Linked DNA regions of Homo sapiens: region 1 is linked to region 2. A link is an interaction called in ENCODE POLR2A ChIA-PET data of the cell type or tissue named here. Cell type or tissue: Panc1. All regions are shown on one strand. Each heading gives the region's core, and the rest is flanking DNA. Links, peaks and the distances in the headings are about the cores only.

Evidence for each region. ChIA-PET counts read pairs that join two places held together with the same protein. Peaks named below come from ENCODE experiments on the same cell type or tissue, not always from the same donor. Only the 100,000 strongest peaks of a DNase experiment are listed, where the experiment ranks them.
Region 1: POLR2A ChIA-PET joins it to region 2 with 18 read pairs; 2 of 35 experiments call an interaction of 5 or more read pairs at or near these places.

Annotation. Positions count from the first base shown.
Region 1 is chr19:17,211,868-17,220,404 of GRCh38, reverse strand. It overlaps MYO9B (myosin IXB), which reads right to left. Exons shown (of 40, transcript NM_004145.4): 40 at 7,119-8,510. The coding sequence ends at 8,095. It overlaps USE1 (unconventional SNARE in the ER 1), which reads right to left and starts at 5,048. Exons shown (of 8, transcript NM_018467.4): 1 at 4,898-5,048; 2 at 4,554-4,603; 3 at 4,335-4,413; 4 at 4,084-4,236; 5 at 2,943-2,952; 6 at 2,014-2,041; 7 at 1,018-1,192; 8 at 576-774. The coding sequence starts at 4,999. The coding sequence ends at 592. RefSeq lists a silencer at 4,655-4,724 and enhancers at 4,745-5,064, 4,828-5,408. In Panc1, for the core only: no CTCF peak of the experiment used is centred there; DNase peaks (open chromatin) are centred at 4,704 and 5,134; H3K4me3 peaks cover 1,843 bases; H3K27ac peaks cover 1,577 bases.
Region 2 is chr19:17,892,521-17,901,057 of GRCh38, reverse strand. It overlaps SLC5A5 (solute carrier family 5 member 5), which reads right to left. Exons shown (of 15, transcript NM_000453.3): 15 at 5,884-7,345. The coding sequence ends at 7,181. Among named protein-coding and RNA genes, the nearest start is that of SLC5A5, 25 kb to the right of the region's middle. In Panc1, for the core only: no CTCF peak of the experiment used is centred there; no DNase peak of the experiment used is centred there.

The sequences.
Region 1 (8,537 bases), core at 374-8,373, 680 kb after region 2:
CTACAAGTCTGCCAGTCGGAGGCTCCTAGGGCCTCCTGGGGCTGGGCCTCGTCCATTGTGGGGTAGGCTCCAGAGGAACATGGGCGGAGGCAGCGTTTGATGAGTCACCACCTGCCAAGACTGACTTTTTCTTTTTAGAATCTTTTTTTTTTTTTTTTTGCAATGGAGTCTCGCTCTGTTGCTCAGGTTGGAGTGCAGTACTGGGATCTCAGCTCACTGCAACCTCCACCTCCTGGGTTCAAGTGATTCTCGTGCCTAAGCCTCCCAAGTAGCTGGGACTACAGGCGTGCGCCACCATGCCTGCCTGATTTTTGTATTTTTTGGTAGAGACGGGGTTTCACCATGTTGGCCAGGCTGGTCTTGAACTCCTGGCCTCAAGTGATCCACCTGCCTTGGACTCCCAAAGTGCTGGGATTCCAGGCGTGAGCCCCCGCATCTGGCCCTGAGGTGGTTCTTCCCCTGCTCATGCACTGTCTGTCTGTGGCTCTTCAGGGACCTCCAAAAACCCTCCCATCTCATTGGCCAGCCTGAAAGGCACTGCTAGATGGGGGCAGGGGACAGACGGAAGACAGACAAGGTGGGCGGGGGTCTTTATTTGAGTTTAGGCATGATTCGAATGAAGAGGATCATGCTAATGAAGATGAAGCAGACGATAATGAGCATGGCCCAGAGCAGCCAGTTGACTGACTTCTGCGTGTGCTGCTCCAGACGCTCTGACTCCGTCTTCAGTTTCTCCAGGTTCTGGTCCGCCATTTTCAGTGAGTGTGACAGGGTCTGTGGGGGAGGTGGAAAAGGTGTCAACAGGACTGGGGCCAAGAATGGCCTCTCTCTACTTCCCTGGGACTGGCCTGCACCTCTTGTCGCTTGCTGGTGCTGTGCCCTCTGCTGGGAATGCCATTTTTGCCTTCTACGAAACTCCTATTCATCCCGCAAAGCCCCAGCCACAATGCTCCTGTGCTGGGAAGCCTTCTCTGATGCCCCAGGGCAGAGGCTGGAGAGCTCCCCCAGTCCCCACACCTGGTTGTCCTTCTTGATGACACTCTGGGCGGCCAGGGTATTGGTCTTGAGGCTCCGGGCCAGTCCTAGCATCTCTTCCGCCAGCTTTTCCTGGAGGTTCTGATGTCGCTGCAGGACGAGGTCTAGCTCAGCTGCCAACTGCTTCTCACTCACTGGCTGGGACCCTGCCACTCCACTGATTTCACACACGGGGGGAGGAGGACATGAGAGATGGAGTGGGAAAGGGGAGAAGACCAACACATTTTCTTTTTTTTTTTTTTTGATACAGAGTCTCGTTCTGTTGCCCAGGCTGGAGTGCAGTGGCATGATCTCGGCTCACTGCAACCTCTGCCTCCCAGGTTCAAGCAATTCTCCTGCCTCAGTCTCCTGAGTAGCTGGGATTACAGGCACCTGCCACCATGCACAGCTAATTTTTGTATTTTTAGTAGAGACAGGGTTTCACCATGTTGGTCAGGGTGGTCTCGAACCCCTGACCTCGTGATCCACCTGCCTCGGCCTCCCAAAGTGCTGGGATTACAGGCGTGAGCCACCGCGCCCGACCTTTTTTTTTTTTTTTTTTTTGAGACAGCATCTCGCTCTGTCACCCAGGCTGGAGTGCAATGGCGTGATCTCGGCTCACTGTAACCTCCACCTCCCAGGTTCAAGCAGTTCTCCTGCCTCAGCCTCCTGAGTAGCTGGGACTACAGGCGCATGCCACCATGCCCGGCTAATTTTTTGTATTTTTAGTAGAGACAGGGTTTTGCCATGTTGGCCAGACTGGTCTTGAACTCCTGGCCTCAGGTGATCTGCCTGCCTCAGCCTCCCAAAGTATTGGGATTACAGGCGTGAGCCACTGCGCCTGGCCTTTGACTTCTGGGAAGAGCATCCACAGAAGTGGCTTCTGGTTGGTTTAGATCCTTGTGGTAGTGCCTCGGTGGTCCAGGGTTTGGCCACTGCTACCCCGTCCCTGCCGCACCGCCCAATTGCCACTACTGCCCCAGGGCCGCAGACACTCACGTTCTCTTCCTTACGTCCATCTCAGGCTCTGAAAGCAAAACAGGCCAAGCAAAAAAGGCGAGTGTTGGTTTCCCGTTTCCGGCATCCTGAGCATTGCCTGTGCTGGGTCTACTGCTTGGAATGCTGTTTCCTCATCTTGTCTGCTGCCCCGTTGGCTTCTGACCATGCTTGAATACCCCCTCTTCTAGGAGGGTCTCCTTACTCCTGTCTCGGTTCCCTCAGACCCCAGGTCCCTCCCTCCAGCCTAGCCTTGGTCCCATAGGCTGGGAGTGCCTAGCTTTAAAAAATTTATTTATTTGCTTATTTTTGAGACAGAGTCTCTCTCTGTCAACTAGGCTGGAGTGCACTGGCGCAATCTCAGCTCACTGCAACCTCTACCTCCCAGGCTCAAGCAATCCTCCTGCCTCAGCCTCCCAAGTATGCTGGGACTACAGGTGTGCGTCACCACGCCTGGCTAATTTTTTTGCTTTTTTTTTTTTTGAGACGGAGTCTTGCTCTGTCGCCCCGGCTGGAGTGCAGTGGTGTGATCTCAGCTCATTGCAACCTCCACCTCCTGGGTTCAAGCAATTCTCCTGCCTCAGCCTCCCGAGTAGCTGGGACTACAGACACGTGGCACTGCATCCGGCTAAGTTTTGTATTTTTAGTAGAGACATGGTTTTGTCATGTTGGCCAGGTTGGTCTCAAACTCCTGACCTCAGGTGATCCACCTGCCTCAGCCTCCGAAATTACAGGTGTGAGCCACTGTGCCTAGCTTTGTTTCCTCTCGGGGCCATTTCCTCTGTCCTGGCTCTTCCTCCAGGTGTAGTTTGGTGATGCTCCTGTTGGAGTCAGGGCATGGAGTCTCGGCATGGAGGCCCCGGGGCAGCAAGGATACATGTCTTGTCCTAGTCAGCTGGCCCTCAAGTCCTGTTGTGTTCATGGTGACTCACCTGCAGAGTCCTGTGGAAAGAAGTAAGTGGCATGAGGCTGGGTGCAGTGGCTCACTCCCAGCACTTTGGGAGGCCAAGGTGGGCAGATCACCTGAGGTCAGAAGTTCGAGACCAGCCTGGCCAACATAATGAAATTCCATCTCTACTAAAAATACAAAAAGTTAGCCAGGTGTGGTGGGGGTGCCTGTGATCCTAGTGACTTGGGAGGCTGAGGCAGGAGTATTGCTTGAACCTGGGAGGCGGAGGTTGCAGTGAGCCGAGATCGCGCCACCACACTCTAGCCTGGGCAACAAGAGCGAATCTCCATCGCAAAAAAAAAAAAAAAAGTAAATGCCATGAAGTCACCCCCCTTGTCTTGTTCCCAAACCTGTCCCTTCTGACCTCAACCTCCTCACCTTCAGTCAGGACATGGGGAAATCCCATGACCTCTGAGCCTGTTTCCTCAACCTTAAACTGGTAACGACAACTCATATTTTTTTTTTTTGAGACGGAGTTTCACTCTTATTGCCCAGGCTGGAGTGCAATGGCTTGATCTCAGCTCACCGCAACCTCTGCCTCCTGGGTTCAAGCGATTCTCCTGCCTCAGCCTCCCGAGTAGCTGGGATTACAGGCGTGAGCCACCATGCCCAGCTAATTTTGTATTTTTACTAAAGACGGGGTTTCTCCATGTTGGTCAGGCTGGTCTTAACTCCTGACCTCAAATGATCCGCCCGCCTCGGCCTCCCAAAGTGCTGGGATTACAGGCGTGAGCTGCCGCACCTGGCCACAACAACTCATATTTTAAAAGATTGAGCTGATCCACATAAAGTGCTCAGAAAGGAACTTGTCATCCTCTTTTACGGCTGAAGAAACTTATGTGTCTTGTAAGTTGCAAGCCAGGACTCAAACCCTGCTCTTGGGCCAACTCTGGGGCTTAACCAGACACATTCCATTTTTGCCTTGTACCAAATTCCTATTCATCTAGCAAAGCCTTAGCCACAATGCCCCTCTGTTGGGCAGCCTTGTGTGATGACCCAGGGAAGAGATTGCTGGACCCCCTTAGGGTTCCTGTATCTGACAGTATTGTGGTTCTGGCTGCCTACAAGCATAGAACCCCTATTCCTGTCCAAGGGATTCCCAGGGACCAGGGAAGGAGCCCTACCGTGCCTAGTAGCTCACTCCGCATCTCGCTGGTGTACCGCGCCCGTGACTGCAGATGCACCGTCTTTGTGGCGGGCACTCGCTCTCTGGCTGTGGTTGGCACACGGCCAGGGGCCAGGAACTGGTTGGCCAGTGCTTTCTCTGAGGAGGAGGTCTGCAGAAATGTGGGAAGATAAGTCACTGGAGGGGCAGGTCCTGGGGACCAAAGTGAGCGGTGATGGGGGCTGAGGGGGCAGGGGCACCCCTTCTCACCAGCTTCTCGGCTTGCAGCATCCCCTTCAGAAAATCCACCTTCCAGGAATATTCATTGATCACCTCAGAGGCCGGTTTGCTGGAAGGCAGGAAGAAGAAAAACAAAACCTGTCCATGGTCCCCAGCTCAGGGAAGGGTCCCAGCTGGGATAGCGGTACTGGGATGTCCAGTAGCACAGCCACGTGCTGATGTGAAAGCCCTGAGGCTGCCTGCACTCACCTCGCGTGGACCTTCAGGGCCTGCAACATGTCCTCTAGGGCTCCCACGTACTGGGGAGGAAAAGTGGATTGTCACCCGGGGGTCTTTCCCATGTCCTGATCATGGGAGTCGGGGGGGCGGGGCCGACAAATGGGAGGGGTCAAGCGTAAAGGAGGCGGGGCCAGTGGGGGAGGGGCGGAGTCCCAGGGACGGGGGCGGAAGCTACAGGTGGACGTGGCGGGACTGACCGGAAAGGGCGCTGCCCGAGAGGCTACTGGGGCCGGGGAGTCGGGCCAGGTGGCTTCCAACCCTAGGAATCACCCCCCGGGAGTCGGGCTCTACGCGGCAGTGCGAGATCCCCTCACCTTCTCCAGGCGCCACTCGTCCGGGTCCCGTTTCTCCGCTGCCATCGCCTCGCAGCGGGATAGCAGCCGCACCAGGTTTAGCTCCAGCCTCGACGCCGCCATTATCGCCCGGCCCTACACCACCCCTTCCGCCGGCTCCATGTTAAGAGAGGGCGGAAGTGCCTTCAAGTGGCCTTCCGGGCGGATGTTTCCCCCGCGCTCGTTAGCTGGCCCATCTTTGTTTGGAGCGGAAGTAATATCTTGTTTTGAGACGGGGCGCTGGGCCGGGCGCGGTGGCTCAGGGCTGTAATGCCAGCATTTTAGGAGGCAGAGGTGGGAAAGGATTGCTTGAGGCCAGCCCGGGCAAGATAGCGCTACTCTATCTCTATTTTAAAAAAATAGGAGAGGCGCCACCCCATTCTTACTTAGGCGAATCACTTGCTTTTCCTCGAGAGCATGTTAACCCTTCGGGAATGATAGGACGACCGGGGTCTTCTGGTGTCAGACCCGCGTGCAGTGTGCCCTTTTGTTCTGTTTTGCCTGCTCAAAGTACCTCCCCGCACCCCACTCCTACCTGGATTCTTCCCAGTCGGAGCTATTTCACGTCCACACACCCTTCCCGATTTCTGTAGCCTGGGATTCAGGAATCCAAGGCTTCCCCCACCTCAGCAGGGCTCATCTGTATTGTGGTTATGGGTTTCCAGGTCACAGCTCCAGCTCTGATTCCATCCTCGGCCCTGGGAGAGTTTAACTTTTCTGGATCCGCTTCTTCCCCCGGGAAATGGACAGTGTGACAGTACCTGCCTCAAGGGGCACATGAGACAGCTCTGCCTGAGAGTGAGCAAGGTGGGGCTGGGTCCCCCCTAACGCCCAGACCCCCATGGAGAACCCCTTCCCAGCCCACCTCAGTACCTGGAAGCTGAGTACCCCTATGCCTTGCAGTGCCTCTCTTCTGGAGTGACAGGATGAGGGTGGGGGCTTCACAGGAACCAGGGCCTGGCATGCAGCCTTCATGTTTTCCCACACCTTAGGTCATCTGCACCTTGGTTACACCAGTGGGCCTGATGTCCTTGAAAAATATCATAGACGGGTAGGTGCGGTGGCTCACACCTGTAATCCCAGCACTTAGGGAGGCTGAGGCAGATGGATCACCTGAGGTCAGGAGTTTGAGACCAGCCTGGCCAACATGGTGAAACCCCGTCTCTACTAAAAATACAAAAATTAGCCGGGCGTGATGGTGGGTGCCTGTAATCCCAGCTACTTGGGAGACTGAGGCAGGAGAATCGCTTGAACCCAGGAGGTGGATGTTGCAGTGAGCCGAGATTGTGCCACTGCACTCCAGCTTGGGCAACAAAGCAAGACTCCGTCTCAAAAAAAAAAAAAAAAAAAGAAAATACCATGGAGGGCCAGGTGCGGTGGCTCACGCCTGTAATCCCAGCACTTTGGGAGGGTGAGGTGGATGGATCACTGGAGGTCAGGAGTTTGGAGAGCAGCCTGGCCAACATGGTGAAACCCTGTCTCTATCAAAAAACACAAAAATTAGCTGGGCTTGGTTGTGCGTGCCTGTAATCCCAGCTACTCGGGAGGCTGAGGCAGGAGAATCGCTTGAACCCGAGAGGTGGAGGCTGCAGTGGGCCGAGATCGCGCCACTGCACTCCAGCCTGGGTGACAGAGCGAGACCGTGTTTCAAGAAAAAAACCCACAACAAACAATGGAGACCAAACCCAGGGCCCATCAAAGGGGCCTCTAGAGGCTGGCAGGGCAGAGTCTAAATCCCAGCCATGCCCCTCCCAACTGTGTGGCCTTGGAGAAGCCCCTCAACCTCTGGCATGTGCTGTCTGAACTTGGGTTCTTCACGGTGCCCCAACCAATACCAGCCAGCCAGTTCCCACGACTCCCATCCGATGGCAGCCTGGGAGCCCATCTGTTCCTGTCCTGCTGGGCCCACCAGGAACTGGCCACCTCTGCTGGATGGGTGGCTGCTGCAGCTGACATTTAGGCTCCAGAGGCTGGGCACTGAATCAGGGAGGCCAGAGAGGGCTGCCAGGACAGCAGGCGCTCCTGGCCAAGTGAGGCTCTGCTGGGAGCTCCCTGTTTGGTGGAGGATCAAGACAGAACTTTGAGGACAGTGTTCCACCCATATTCTGCACCCTTCTTGGCTGAGGCCACAGGGCAGACCCCCACCCACCGGCCCTGTTCTTCCAAGCCCGATCCCATATGAGCAGGCGTCCCATGCACACACTTCTCAGGCACTTTTTATTTCATGCTGTGCGGGGGCCCCTTGTCCCAGATTTGTGGCCACGTGTCCAGGTGTCTGGGGGAGTGGGCCAAGCCTGAGAGAGGAGGGCCCTGCTCCAGAGATCCCCAGGTTGTCCCTGTTGACCTATAGGGAGGTCTGACTTCAGGCGTTGCCCTCCTGACCCGTGAGCAGTCCTGAGTCGCTGGCTCCTATTCTGTCACACGGGGTGGGTAGTGCCAAAAGCAGCCTCCTGCAGCCCTTGGCGTCCGGAAGAGTGACAGCCACATTCAAGTCTCCCTGGCACGTGAGGTCCATGGTGCCCCTGACTCATGTCCTGGCTCCAGCCAATAGCCCAGACCCCCATGGAAGGTTCCAGCATGTGCAAAAATGCACATTGGCCAGGTGGCTGCCCCCCGGAGACATGTGTCAGAGAGGCACGGGTCAGGTGACCCAAGTGTCCAAAACTCTCATGGAGGGTCCCAGCCCATTGGCCACCCCAAGCCAACCACAGCAGGGTCTGAGCCTCAGACGCGCAGTGGCCTAGTGGCTTCTGCTCTGACAGCTCACGTCCAGGTTATAAGGGAGACGGGCAGCGTTAATAGAAAACTTTGTACATACACATATAAAAAACCATTTGGTCTTCCATTAAGGCTGTTACAGTTTAAAGTTACGTAAACCACGTACAAAGAAACAGTTAAACGTACAAAAAGGGGAGTGGGGAGATGTGAGGCCGCAGGTGGAGATGTGGTGCTCCCCACAGGTGCGTCCATGATTTGGGGGCTGCGTGCGAGGGGGCCTGGCTCCAGCCGGCCTCTCCCTGCCTTGACTCTGCACTTGGGGCCGGTGCCCACCTCACGTCACTCTTGAGCTTTTGATTCTGGATCCTTCTCTGAGGGCCGAACACTAGCTCTGCAGCTCTGGCGCCCAGCTCCAGTGCAGGGGCCGTCCTCGGACATGCAGACTTTGTCAGCTGTGGCTCTCAGCCATTGGTCTGGCCCGAGGCGGGGGGCAGGCAGTACGTTGGGGGATCCGAGTACCTCCGCTTGGCCCCAGGTGGCTGGCCATCCTCTTCTAGGGGCTCCAGGGCGCCCTGCACTGGCAGGTCTGCCCCGGGCGTGATGTACACGGAATGTATCTGGTCCGGGCGGCGGGCAGGTGGCTCCCGGCGCCGCACTGGGGCAGCCGCCTCCCGGGCACCCGGTGCCCAGCGAGGCAGGTGGGAGGGCAGGCCTGGTGGGAGCTTGATGTTGGCCGTGGGCATGATGGGGGTCCGCCGGGGGGTCTTCACTCTGACCGTTACGAAGGACGACGGCCTTCGTCGTGGAGGGGCGGCCACGGTGGGGAGGGGGCTCGGGGTGGGCGCGCCGGGGCAAGGGAGAGCAGGCGCAGGGGGCCCTTTTGAGAGACAGATGGCAGGGTTAC
Region 2 (8,537 bases), core at 140-8,139:
ATTGGGTAAATACAGCCATTCAAAATGGGAGAAATTGGCCAAAACAAAGGGCTACAGACCCCATGCAAGTCTGAAATCCGGCGGGGCATTCAAATCCTAAAGCTCCAACATTATCTCCTTTGACTTCATGTCTCACATCCAGGTCATGCTGATGCAAGAGGTGGGTTCCCATGATCTTGGGCAGCTCCGTCCCTGTGACTTTGCAGGGTACGGCGTTCCTCCCAGCTGCTTTCACGGGCTGGTGTTGAGTGTCTGTGGCTTTTCCAGGCATATTGTGCAAGCTGTCGGTGGATCTACCATTCTGGTGTCTGGAGGATGGTGGCCCTCTTCTCACAGCTCCACTAGGCAGTACCCCAGTAGAGACTCTATGTAGGGGCTCTGACCCCATATTTCCCTTCTGCACTGCCCTAGGAGAGGTTTTCCATGAGAGCCCCACCCTTACAGCAAACTTCTGCCTGGGCATCCAGGCATCTCCATACATCTTCTGAAATCTAGGTGGAGGTTCCCAAACCTTGATTCTTGACTTCTGTGCACCCACAGGCTCAATGCCATGTGGGAGCTGCCAAGGCTTGGGGCTTGCACCATCTGAAGCCATGGCCTGAGCTCTGCATTCGCCTTTTTCAGCCATGGCTGGAGCGGCTGGGACACAGGACACCAAGTCCCTAGACTGTACATAGCTTGGGGACCCTGGGCCCAGCCCACAAAACCACTTTTTCCTCCTAGGCCTCCAGCCCTGTGATGGGAGGGGCTGCTGTGAGGACCCCTGACATGCCCTGGAGACATTTTCCCCATTGTCTTGGGGATTAACATTCGATTCCTCATTACTTATGCAAATTTCTGCAGTTGGCTTGAATTTCTCCTTAGAAAATGCAATTTTTTTTCTATCACATTGTCAGGCTGCAAATTTTTCAAACTTTTATGCTCTGTTTCCCTTTTAAAACTGAATGCTTTTAACAGCACATAAGTCACCTCTTGAATGCTTTGCTGCTTAGAAACTTCTTCCACCAGATACCCTAAATCATCTCTCTCAAAGTTCAACATTCCACATATCTCTAGGTCAGGGGCAAAATGCTGCCAGTCTCTTTGTTAAAACATAACAACAGTCACCTTTGCTCCAGTTCCCAACATGTTCCTCATCTCCATCTGAGACCACCTCAGCCTGGACCTTATTGTCCATATCACTATCAGCATTTTGGGCAAAGCTATTCAACAAGTCTCTAGGAAGTTCCAAACTTTCCCACATTTTCGTGTCTTTTTCTGAGCCTTCCAAACTGTTCCAACCTCTGCCTGTTACCCAGTTCCAAAGTCACTTCCACATTTTCAGGTATCTTTTCAGCAATGCCCCACTCCCAGTACCAATTTACTGTATTAGTCTGTTTTCACACTGCTAATAAAGACATACCCGAGACAGAGAAAAAGAGGTTTAATTGGACTTGCAGTTCTACACGGCTGGGGAGGCCTCAGAATCATGGCAGGAGGTGAAAAGCACTTCTTACATGGCAGTGGCAAGAGAAAATGAGGAAGATGCAAAAGTGGAAACCCCTGATAAAACCATCAGATCTCGGCCAGACACGGTGGCTCATGCCTGTAATCCTAGCACTTTGGGAGGCTGAGGCAGGCAGATTGCCTGAGCTCAGGAGTTCGAGACCAGCCTGGGCAACACAGTGAAACCCTCTACTCTCTACTAAAATACAAAAAATTAGACGGGCTTGGTGGCAGGCACCTGTAGTCCCAGCTACTTGGGAGGCTGAGGCAGGAGAATTGCTTGAACCCGAGAGGTGGAAGTTGCAGTGAGCTGAGATCATGTCACTGCATTCCAGCCTGGGCAAAAGAGCAAGACTCTGTCTCAAAAAAAAAAACAAAGCAAAACAAACAAACAAACAAAAAACATCAGATCTCGTGAAACTTATTCACTACCACAACTACCGCAAGAACAGTATGGGGGGAACCGCCCCCATGATTCAATTATCTCCCACCAGCTCCCTCCCACAACACGTGGGAATTATGGGAGTACAATTCAAGATGAGATTTGGGTGGGAACACAGAGTTAAACCATATCAGACCCTTACCTCATATACGAAAATTAACCCAAAATGAAACTAAATTTCCCCTTTTTTTGCAGCCAGGTGCAGTGGCTCATGACTGTAATCCCAGCACTTTGGGAGGCTGAGGCAGGCAGATCACTTGAGGTCAGGAGTTCCAGACCAGCCTGATCAACATGGCGAAACCCTATCTCTACTAAAAATACAAAAATTAGCCAGGCATGGTAGTGAGCGCCTGTAATCCCAGCTACTCGGGAGGCTGAGGTATGAGAATCGCTTGAACCCAGGAGGTGGAGGCTGCAGTGAGCTGTGATTGCACCACTGCACTCCAGCCTTTTTTTTTTTTTTTTTTTGAGACAGGGTCTTGCTCTGTCGCCCAGGTTGGAGTGCAGGGGTACAGTCATGGCTCACTGCAGCCTTGATCTCTGGGGCTCGAGGGATCCCCCCACCTCAGCCTTCCAAGTAGCTGGGACTACAGGTGCATGCCACCATGCCCAGCTATTTTTTTTTTTTTCTAGAGACAGGGTTTCTCCATGTTGCCCAGGCCGGCCTCGAACTCCTAGGCTCAAGCGATCCTCCCGCCTCAGCCTCCCTAAGTGCTGGGATTATAAGCATGGGTCACTGTGCCCGGCTTGCAGTTTCTTAAAAAGTCAAACATATATCTACTGTCAGATCCAGCCATTTTACTTCTAGATACCCCAAGAAAAATGAAAATGTTACCCAAGAAAAAGGGGGTTCATTTGCCTAGTAACAAACAACTCTCCAAAAGAACGCAGGTTTTGATCAATAGGGGTTTTATTACTTGTCCCAAGTAAGCAAAGAATCAGGAGTGGGCTTTGCTTTTTTTCCAAAGCAGTGTCCCCAAGAGGGAAAGTGACAGGAGGGTTTTCTGGGGCAATGGAGAGGGGAGAGGGTACATTATTGCACGCATAGAAAGTGTCGCAGTGGCGCAGATACAATGAGCCGTCACGCCAGCACGTAGGTCGCATTGTGAAGGCATTGAGCTGTAGTTCCTCCCAGCGTGGAAACTTTATTGATTGATTGATTGATTGATTGATTGAGACAGAGTCTCACTCTGTTGCCCAGGCTGGAGTGCAGTGGCGCGATCTTGGCTCACTGCAACCTCTGGCTCCCGGGTTCAAGTGATTCTCCTGCCTCAGCCTCCCGAGTAGCTGGAATTATAGACATGTGTCACCACACCCGGCTAATTTTTGTATCTTTAGTACAGATGGGGTTTCCCCATATTGGCCATGTTGGTCTTGAGCTCCTGACCTCAGGTGATCCTCCCTCCTCTGCCTCCCAAAGCGCTGGGATTTCAGGTGTGAGCCACCGCTCCTGGCCTAGGGTGGAAACTTTAGCACGGTAAAAATTAGAGTTCACCAGTCCATCTATAAGTTGCTGAGGTCTGTCATAAACTGGTTCCAGCCAACCAGGTGACCACATTCTACATGGGGTTCTACTTGTTTTTTTTTCTACAAAAAAACAAGCTATGGGGCAGGGGGCTGTAAAACAGGCTCATATGCTCAAGCTGGTTAAATTTCTGTAGTCCAGGCTGAGTGCAGTGGCTCACGCCTGTAATCCCAGCACTTTGGGAGGCCGAGGCTGGTGGATCAATTGAGGTCAGCAGTTCGAGACCAGCCTAGCCAACACGGCAAAACCCTGTCTCTACTAAAAATACAAAAACTAGCTGGCTGTGGTGGTGCATGCCTGTAATCCCAGCTACTAGGGAGGCTGAGGCAGGAAAATCACTTGAGTCTGGGAGGCGGAGGCTGCAGTGAGCTGAGATCATGCCACTGCACTCCAGCCTGGGTGACAGAGCAAGACTCCGCCTCAAAAAAGAAAGAAAGAAAGAAAAAACCATTAAAAAAAGAATTCCTGAATCCCTGGCCAGACGCAGTGGCTCACTGTAATCCCAGCACTTTGGGAGGCCAAGGTGGGCAGATGACTGGAGGTCAGGAGTTGGAGACCAGCCTGGCCAACATGGTGAAACCTTGTCTCTACTAAAAATACAAAATTAGCTGGGCGCAGTGGGCACATGCCTGTAGTCCCAGCTACTCAGGAGGCTGAGGCAGGAGAATCACTTGAACCCAGGAGGCAGAGGTTGCAGTGAGCCTAGATCACGCCATTGCACTCCAGCCTGGGCAACAGAGCAAGACTCCATCTCAAAAAAAAAAAAAAAAAAAAAAAAAAATTCCTGTAGACCTGGAGGCCCTCCCTGTCTGCTTACAAAAGTAGAGATGACTGGCCAGGCGCGGTGGCTCACGCCTGTAATCCCGGCACTTTGGGAGGCTGAGGCACGCGGATCACGAGGTCAGGAGATCAAGACCATCCTGGCTAACATGGTGAAATCCCGTCTCTACTAAAAATGCAAAAAAAATTAGCCGGGCTTGGTGGCAACCGGCGCCTGTAGTCCCAGCTACTCGGGAGGCTGAGGCAGGAGAATGGCGTGAACCCGGGAGGCGGAGCTTGCAGTGAGCCGAGATCGCACCGCTGCACTCCAGCCTGGGGGACAGAGTGGGACTCCGTCTCAAAAAAAACAAAAAAAAAAAAAAAAAAAAAGAAATTTTTCTATAGAGATGGGGTCTCGTTATATTGCCCAGGCTGTTCTCAAACTCCTGGTCTTGAGCAATCCTCCTGCCTTGGTCTCCCAAAGTGTTGGAATTACAGGCGTGAGACACTGTGCCCAGCCTCCATACAAAGACTCGTACATGAATGTTCATAGCAACTTTATTTCTCATAGCCAAAAGTGGCAAACAACCCATACATCAACTGGTGTATAGATAACAAACTATGGTCCTTTTGCACAATGGAATACTACTCCGCAGTAAACGGAATGAATAACGCCGTGGAAGGATCTCTATACTGCAGCCAGATAAGCTTCTTCTGCTCACTTGGGGGAACATTAGCCCATCCCTACCCCGGGCACCTCCTCCCATCTCAGATTTGGGCTCTGTTTTGAGTGAGGACTACACAGAGGTGGAAAATCTGCTTACCACGTTGCTCAGTCATTGATTTGATTTTATATATATATATACACACACACACACACACACACACACATATACATATATATATATTTTTTTGAGACATAGTCTTGCTCTGTCACTCAGGCTGGAATGCAGTGGCGTGATCTCACTGCAACCTCTGCCTCCCAGGTTCAAGCGATTCTCCTGCCTCAGCCTCCCGAGTACCTGGGACTACAGGCGCCCGCCACCACACCCGGCTAATTTTTGTATTTTTAGTAGAGATGGGGTTTCACCATGTTGGCCAGTCTGGTCTTGAACTCTTGACCTCGAGTGATCTGCCCGCCTCAGCCTCCCGAAGTGCTGGGATTACAGGCATGAGACGCCACACCCGTCCAGTCATCGATTTTAAAGTTGTAATGGCCAGTTTTAAGTCCAAATCTAAAGGTGTCCAATCCCAACAGCGGGCACAGAGGACCAGGTCTCCAAGGGGTGGAGAGAAGCGGGATCAGAAGGTGTGTATGAGGCCGGGCGCAGTGGCTCACGCCTATAATCCCAGCACTTTGGGAAGCTGAGGCAGGCAGATCACTTGAGGTCAGGAGTTCGAGATCAGCCTGACCGACATGGTGAAACCCCGTCTCTACTAAAAATACAAAAGTCAGCCGGGAATGGTGGCACATGCCTGTAATCCCAGCTCCTCCAGAGGCTGAGGAAGGAGAATCTGGGAGGCAGAGGTTTCAGTGAGCCAAGATCGCACCACTGCACTCCAGTCTGGGCGACAGAGCGAGACTCTGCCTTAAAAAAAAAAAAAAAAAAAAAAAAAAAAAAAAAGGTGTATGAGCTCCTGTGGCTGCTGTCACAAACCACTATAGGCCTGGTGGCATCAAACAACAGAAATTTATTCTCTGACAGTTCTAGCAGCCAGAAGTCTGACATCAAGGTGTCAGTAGGGCCATGTTCCCTCTAAAGGCTCTAAGAAATAATGCATCTCATGCCCCCCTCCTGATTTCTGGTTGTTGCTGGCAATCCTTGGGTTCTCCGACTCGTAGATGCATTGATCCAACCACTGCCTCTGTCTTCACGTGGCATCTTCCCCATGTGTTTCTCTGCATCTCTTCTCTACTTCATATGAGGAACCAGTCACTGGATTCATCCATCCTCCTCCAGTAATACCTCTTTTAATTTAACCAGTTACACCTGCAAAGACCCTATTTCCAAGTAAGCTCATGTTCTGAGGTTCTGGGTAGACATAAATTTTGGGGGGACACAACCCAATTCGAGAGCCTCCATTGTCAGGTGAGGAGGGGACGCTAGCATGCTCAGGATGATGGGAGCCATGGCAGGTGTGTGGGCCAAGGTTGGAGGCCATGTGGGGTCTGAATCATCCCCTCCCCAATCCCAGGAAGAAAATAAGAAAGAGGTGGGGCGCGGTGGCTCACCCCTGTAATCCCAGCCCTTTGGGAGGCCAAGGCAGGAGGATCACCTGAGATCAGGAGTTTGAGACCAGCCTGGCCAACATGGCAAAACCCCGTCTCTACAAAAATACAAAATTACAAAAATTACCTGGGCGTGGTGGCTTTCTATTATAGATTGAGAAAAACGGTAGGCTGGGCATGGTAGCTTACGCCTGTAACCCAGCACTTTGGGAGGCCGAGGCAGGTGGATCACTTGAGGTCAGGAGTTCGAGACCAGCCTGACCAACATGGTGAAACCCTGTCTCTACTAAAAATACAAAAAGTTGGCTGGGCATGGTGGTGGGCACCTACAATCCCAGCTACTCAAGAGGCTGAGGCAGGAGAATCACTTGAGCCTGGGAGGCAGAGGTTGCAGTGAGCCGAGATCACACCACTGCACTCCAGCCTGGGTGACAGAGCATGACCCTGTCTCAAAAAAAAAAAAAAAAAAAAAAGAGAGAGAGAAAAACCCAGCCTTATTTGGGGGGAGCCGTCAGGGCTGCAGCGTCTAATACTGGGGACGGTTGAAGCAAGGGGCTGGATTTAAAAAATGACCTCCCGGAGGCAGGGCCTCCCCATAGGGTAGGGTATTGTAGTCCTGAACTCATTTGCATACAAGGCAATCCAGCCAATCAGAGCCCAAGGCCATGGGCCCGTTGTCTGGGTTTGGCCCATCCTGAGGTTCCATCCCAGGGTGTCAGTCCCGCGGCTGGCCCTGTCCTCAGAGGTTTGTCTCCTGCTGGTCTCGACCACCATCATGTCCAACACAGGGGGTCCAAGAGCCAGCCCCCTCCAGCTCCTTCTGCCCCAAGAAAAACAGACGATCCTCATTGGTGGGCAGGAAGCCAGGGGGCTTCTTGTTTCCAGTGGGGAGTTCTTCAGGACCCTGGGGAAAAGTGGGAAAAAGAGACCCCATCAGAGACCCTGTCCCCACCCTGTTCCGTGTCAGCTCATCTCCCAGATGGGCTACTGATGACCTGGCGGGACGGGGCGTGCACAGAATTGCATACTATCCCCTTGCTCAGTGCACGGGCCAGTCCTGCCCGCTCTGCCTCCAAAATTTCCATGCGCTTCTCTTCCCCACTCACATGTCACCTACAGCCCAGGCCATCAACGCTTTCTCAGATGCCTGCTATAGTTCCTCCCTCCTTTCTCTGCTTCTCTGCCTGTTCACCTTCAAGAAAATAAATATTTCTGGCCGGGCACGGTGGCTCACCCCTGTAATCCTAGCACTTTGGGAGGCCAAGGTGGGCAGATCACTTGAGCCCAGGAGTTTAAGACCAGCCTGGCCAATATGGCAAAACCCCATCTCTACCAAAAATAAAAAAATTAACCAGACTCGGTGGTGCATGCCTATAATCCCAGCTACTCAGGAGGTTGAAAGATGGGAGAATTTCTCGGACCATGGAGGTTGGGGCTGCAGTGAGCCATGGTCATGCCACTACACTCCAGCCTGGGCAATAGAGTGAGTCCCTATCTCAAAAAAAGGAAAAAAAAAAAAGACAAAAAAGAAAAAAAACACACAAATAAAACAAAGACAACAAAAAAGAAAAATAAAATAATAAAGAACAAAAAAAGAGAGAGAAAGAAAAAAAAGAAAAGAAGAGAAAGGAAAAGAAAAGAGGAAAGAAAGAAAAGATAAACACTTCTCTAGGGCAGCTGGAGGGAGCTTTAAACACCTTCAGGCAAACCCCTCCCCTCCCAATCCCCTTCTCAGTCAAAGCTGTTCCTGTCTGTGGCTGGTTCCTCTTCTCCTAACTCAGGGTCAATCAATGTCACCTCTCCCAAGAGGCCACCCCTGACTTCCCTGGCTAAAGTTGCTCCCCATCACAGCATCCGGTTTTATTATCCTTTGAATATTTATCATGCTGAGACCCTACACGTTTTTCTTTTTAGCTTGCTCTCTCTCTCTCTCTCTCTCTCTCTCTCTCTCTCTCTCTCTCTCTGTCTTTTCTTTCTTTCTGACAGTGTCTGGCTGTTGTTGCCCAGGCTGGAGTGCAATGGCACAATCTCTGCTCTCTGCAACCTCCACCTCCTGAGTTCAATCGATTCTCCTGCCTCAGCCTTCCGAATAGCTG